2 separate regions of the Homo sapiens genome follow, and region 1 is linked to region 2. A link is a contact called in ENCODE Hi-C or POLR2A ChIA-PET data. All regions are on one chromosome and are shown on one strand. The core of a region is the stretch at or near the end of the contact, and the rest is flanking DNA. Distances in the headings are between cores, read along the strand shown. Region 1 holds the start of SSB (small RNA binding exonuclease protection factor La). Region 2 holds the start of KLHL23 (kelch like family member 23).

What was found. A loop is a pair of places that touch in the nucleus more often than their neighbours do. ChIA-PET counts read pairs that join two places held with the same protein, here RNA polymerase II (POLR2A). Pooled maps may share reads with other maps.
Region 1: a loop to region 2 is called in a map of tibial artery, with 8 times the contacts of the local background. The contact joins the promoter of SSB here to the promoter of KLHL23 in region 2. A Hi-C loop is called at or near these places in 3 of 168 maps with a recorded cell type or tissue (endothelial cell of hepatic sinusoid, gastrocnemius medialis and tibial artery), 9 of 37 single-sample maps with no recorded cell type and 15 of 50 pooled maps. POLR2A ChIA-PET finds 5 or more read pairs at or near these places in 9 of 52 experiments (H1, HCT116, HEK293 and 6 more).

What each region holds. Positions count from the first base shown.
Region 1 is chr2:169,797,451-169,800,188 of GRCh38, forward strand. SSB (small RNA binding exonuclease protection factor La) reads left to right here and starts at 1,421. Exons shown (of 12, transcript NM_003142.5): 1 at 1,421-1,526. RefSeq lists an enhancer at 1,204-1,704 and a silencer at 1,656-1,855.
Region 2 is chr2:169,732,419-169,735,216 of GRCh38, forward strand. KLHL23 (kelch like family member 23) reads left to right here and starts at 1,414. Exons shown (of 4, transcript NM_144711.6): 1 at 1,414-1,669; 2 at 2,595-2,798. The coding sequence starts at 2,597. All of the region lies in intron 3 of PHOSPHO2-KLHL23 (PHOSPHO2-KLHL23 readthrough), which reads left to right. RefSeq lists silencers at 1,285-1,724, 1,745-1,814, 1,925-2,104.

The sequences.
Region 1 (2,738 bases), core at 171-2,670, 65 kb after region 2:
GCACAACCCTGTTAAATATGTTTTTTCTCATTGGCCTTAAGAAAAGAAAAAAGAGCCCAGAGCAGTTTGAACTATGTGAGGTATGCGGAATTTATCAGGCACAGAGAGATATGAGTTTGGGACTTCAGTCATGTCCCTACACCCCTGTATTAGTTAGTTCTCATACTGCAATAAAGACATACCCAAGACTCGGTAATTCATAAAGAAAAGAGGTTTAATTGACTCATAGTTCCGCATGTCTGGGGAGACCTCAGGAAATTTACAATCATGGTGGAAGGGGAAGAGGCATGTCTTACACAGTGGCAGGTGAGAGGGAGCGAGCAAGAGCAGGGAAAACTGCCCTATAAAACCACCAGGAGAACAGCATGGGGGAAACCATCCCCATGATCCAGTCACCTCCCACCCTGTGTGTGGTTCCTCCCCTCCACACTTGGGGATTATGGGGATTACAATTCGAGATGAGATTTGTGTGGGGACACAGAACCAAACTATATCAGTCGCCATGCTTGGGGGGCAATTGTTTCAAGTCACTTTGTCCCTTACTACCTGCTTCATCCATTTTCATGTTCTTCGAATTTGTGATACAAAGAAGAATGTATAGCCAATCAATAGCTTGTTATTGTAATGTAAGTTATCGGTAAACAATTTAGGAACTGCCTCTTCTTTTTTCTTTAAAAGCTACTTGTAAGTGCTGCTAATCAGAGCATATATTCAGGGCAATTTGAATCCATGCTCTCATGTGGCAGTCCTCAAACTTGGCTCAAATAAACTGTCTACTTATATTAATTTTGCCTCAGTTTTTCCCTTTAGGTTGACAATATTGCATCAAGTTGAATACTCACAGCAATTGTATGAACTAGGTAGTATTTATTACCGGCCCTATTTATACCTGAGGAACAGAGAAGTTGAACAACTTGTCCAAGATCACAGTTTCACAGCAGGAGGACCATTATTTGAAGCAGGCAGTCTGATTCCAGACACCCAGTTTTTACACGCTGTACTGTATTGTTTTCAAAACTCTAAGATTTCATGGATCTTTGATTTTTTTTTTAAATTTCACTTGTCCTTTTTTTTTTTTTGAGAACTACTACAACACGATGTGTGTGTGTATTCACACACATTTTTGGAAAATATCTGAAAAAAAACCCAAAGCACTTCACATGAATGGAGGGCCAAAGGAAGGGCTGGGGTACAGACGCCGTCCAGAAATACTTAAAAATAAATGTTTATACTAACACAAACTAGCAGCCATTCCCCTACAACCTGGAGTACTTTTTAACCCAATCTGTTTGGGATTGAGGGCGGGACTCCAGGGTCCCTGGGAGGCCCCGGCAGCCGCGCATGCTCAGAGCACAGGGACCGCTCCACCTCGTCCGTGGCCCTGCCCACCCAGGCCGCAAGAGCTGCCGGGACGGTCCCCATCTTCTTGGAGCGCTTTAGGCTGGCCGGCGGCGCTGGGAGGTGGAGTCGTTGCTGTTGCTGTTTGTGAGCCTGTGGCGCGGCTTCTGTGGGCCGGAACCTTAAAGGTGAGTAACTCTCGGTGGCTAATGAGAAGCTACAAAAGGGTCCGCTTTGCTGGTGCGCGACTGCGCGTTTCCGTTCTTTACTGCTTCTCGCGGCGTCCGTCCGCCCCTCGCCTTCCTCACGTTCAGGCCGAGCGCCGCGTGGGCCGCAGCCGGAGGCGGCGGAGCCGAGGGGGCGCGGGCGGCGGCGAGGCTGCCCCCGCGAGGAATGCGGGATCCTGGGGTTCCCCGCACGTGGCTGGTGCCCAGGCAGTTCCGCGGTTGCTTAGAGACGGGACTGTGGCTGCCCTCATCCCCATTGCGTCTTTTTTTTTTTTTTTTTTTTTTACCTCCACCGCCTTCTAGTCTCACCGAAGGCTTGTGGCCATCTCTGTAAAGTTTCTGGGGAGGTGGGCACGGGGTAAACGCCGGAGGGTTCTGTGGAGCCTATGGGACTGACTGGAGGCCAAAGAACTTTGGGCCGCAGATGTACACCAGCGTCACTCTTTTGGTCTGTTAGGGCCTTCATCGCTCACATCAGGTTTCAGTGTGAAACGGGAAAACGTGGGTAATATTTCATTTACAGTCGTACATTCTGGAAAAGTATCTGATGAAACGCAGTTCCAAAATTAGGCCAAATAGGTTTTGCAGGGTCTAAATAGTTATTTTATTTCATCGTTTGCTTTGTAGGGGGCCCTAGATCACGGTAGTAACTTAGGAGTGTAGATTGTGATAGACAAGACAATGCATAAAATTGAGTAATTTCTCTAGGGGGATGTGGATCACACAGTACCCCGTTGCAAGTGCTTCCTATGTGTATCCATGGTATCGAATGCAATTGCAGTGTGTCAGGGGATGCTTCCAGGAAGTGTACCTACATCAGTTCATAACTAGAGTCAACTAATGGCAATATTCTCGATGATTTGTTCACATAACTTTTGTACAGTTGGGATGACTGGGTGGCTTAGTAGAGTCCTGGAGGCAAGTACTTTGTAAGTAGAAGACTTGGTTTGTAATTTCTAGCAAACTAATAGCACAGCTTCCTTTTTTCATTGCAGTGCTAATGTCAGGAATACGAAACAGGAAACTGGCTATCCAATGTATTAGTAAATTAGTAGGCATACTCCCCAGTTTAATGTTGTGTTAGTATGACCACATTCTCCCATTTTTGTTTTCGTATGTTCCTTAGCATAGAGTATCTAAGGAACTGTAACATTTTTCACCTTAAAGTTATGA
Region 2 (2,798 bases), core at 164-2,663:
AAGCTTTATAGAAGTGAAGAAAAGCCCCCGGTATGCTCTGATTGGAAGTTGTTGGCATGGGAAAGCTGCAGGTGGGCTACTAGAAGCGGGGGTATTTTATGTGATGGGTTTGCGGAACATATTTGGCTTTCTCTGGTTGGTGCAGAGGTGGAACTAGGGGTAAAAATAGGGAAGTTGCACTTTGGAAGTCCCAGGCAGGAAGATCGCTTGAGTCCAGGAGTTTGAGACCAGCCTGGGCAACATAGTGAGACCCTGTCATGAAAAAATATTTAAAATTTTTCAAAAATTGCACATCTGTAGTCGTAGGTACTTGGGAGGTTGAGGCAGAGGATCTCTTGAGACCAGGAGATCGAGGCTGCAGTGAGCTAAGATCGTGCGACTACATTCCAGGCTGGGCAACATAGCAAGACCCTGTCTCAAAAAAGAAAAAAAATAGGGAAATTGCCAGTCGTTGACTACTTCCTGACTGTTCTGGTTCAGCTGCTACCAAGGTTGTGGTCTGGCTTCCTGGGCTTCTTATGTGGTTCAGAGTTCTGTTGTCACATACTATCTGGCCATTCATGTATATTGCGTTTCTGAGACCATACTCTGGGAAACACATGGTCCTCTGGTGGTGGTGAAGGTCCCTGTGAGCTAGGGACCATCTGTCAACACTCTTATCACTACTAGTGTCTATCCCTATCAGGCACTAGAAGCACTTAATAAAATCTTGCGAATGAATGAATGAATGATATACAAAAATATTTGATACTGGCTTTAGTTGGAACAAGAAAATGAACTTTGTGTACCACATAGACATCTGTGACTAGAGTGGCCGTCACCAGAAAGGCTGCTCCTTCCAGCTGCTATGCTCTAAATACAATAACCTGAATCTTAGCACGACTGGACTTCGCCTGGACTTCGCCTTGGCCCCGGCTGCCCAAAGTTTCTCTCAAAGCTTCAGCTTAACCCCTGATGTGCTCACCAGCACCAAGGCGCCCTCCTGAGTGCTTTGCTGGGGGTGGGATGGCGTTTGTGGGAAAGGCCGGCTACTTCTGGCATTTCAACGGCGCCTCCAATCCCTGACCTTTAGTTGTGCCCCATTCTCTCCACTCTTTCCCCCTTCTCTGTCCTCACGATTGAGTCTGGGCTGGCGAAGCCTACTGAGGGAGGGGAGTGTACACACATGCACACGCGCGCGCGCGCACACACACACACACACACACACACTCATATATGGTGTTATTAATAATTCAGGACTCAGAGTTTATCTAAGAGAAGACGCTCGACCGGGTGTGAGAGAGCGCGCGGGACAGAGAGCGAGCCAAGGAAGGGGAAGGCGGCGGCGCGCGCTGTCTCCTGGGGAAGCAGTCCCACCTGCTGTGGGGGGCGCCGCTGGGGAGGGGCCGAGCCGTGCTCACGCCTGCACGCCCCGCCCCGCTCGCCGCACGGCCCGGCGACGGGGGAGTTCCCGCGAGTGGCCTCGCGCCCAGACCGTGCGGGGGGCTGTTCGGGTGGAGGCGGGGGAGCCGCCGGGACACCAAAATAGGAGCTGCTTGTGGGGTGGAGCGGCACTAGCTGGCGGCTTCCGAGCGCCTCTTCCAAAGATGGTCAGAGGGGCCGGAGGCGTCCCCGCTCCCGCTCGCTACTAGCCCGCGGGCCAGCGCCGCGTCCCGAGCCCCGGCGGGAGGTAGGTGCGGTGTGGACCCGCAGCCCGAGGCCGGCCTGCTGGGAGCGAGCGGGGCCGGGCGCGGGGAGCGGGGCCGGGCGCGGGCAGCGGGGCCGGGCGCGGGCAGCGAGGCCGCGCGGGAGAGGAGCGCAGACAATGGCCGCGCGGGCGCCGGGCCGGGCCGAACGCGTTGCGCTGGGGCTGCCTGCGGCGTCCTTCCCACACCTGCGCGGAGCGCCGGGCAGAGGGACGCGGGCACCGGGCCCGCGGGCGGCACGCGGCGCCCTCGAGTCCAGCCCCGCTCCTGGCCCCGGGGCGGGGCGGTCTCCGGGCGGGAACGTGGGCCGGGGCCCAGGCGCGGGGCGCGCGGAAACCCCTGCGGCGGGCGCGGGGGAGGGGGCGAGGGCTGCAAGGGCTGCGCCGAGCTGCCTTCCTTTCTCTCCTTCCTTAAGCGAAAGGGCTCGGGATTTCCCTTTTCCGAGACCTCTTCTTGTCCATTTATATTTCCATCATCCCTTTCTTGGCATTTCGATGTGATTTGAAAGGGAGACGAGCTTGGGGAAAAGGTTGAATTGGGGCCGAGCCGAGACAGCTGAGGTCCGGCCTCGAGTGGGGTGACCCTCGGACACTTGCCTTGCCTAGTGTGGGATCTCATCTCCGAACGCCAGGCCAGGGTAGATTGCGGTGAATGGAATAGCAAATCAGTACTCTCAAAAGGACTACTGAAAAATCCAGGAGCCTCATTTCAAGCTCCGAGCTACCCTGAATTTAAATTGACCACCATATAAATGATCAAACAGTCCATCCACATTTTGCATTTATTATTTAGATGCTGAACTTAGTCCAGTTTTGGAGTATATCCGATGATAGTCAAGTTATTTAGCGTTGATTATTTGAGAGAATGTGCAACATTGAAAACACATTTGTTATTTCATATTTATTGCAGCCATGGCTCTAAAAGGACAAGAAGATTATATTTATCTTTTCAAGGATTCAACACATCCAGTGGATTTTCTGGATGCATTCAGAACATTTTACTTGGATGGATTATTTACTGATATTACTCTTCAGTGTCCTTCAGGCATAATTTTCCATTGTCACCGAGCCGTTTTAGCTGCTTGCAGCAATTATTTTAAGGCAATGTTCACAG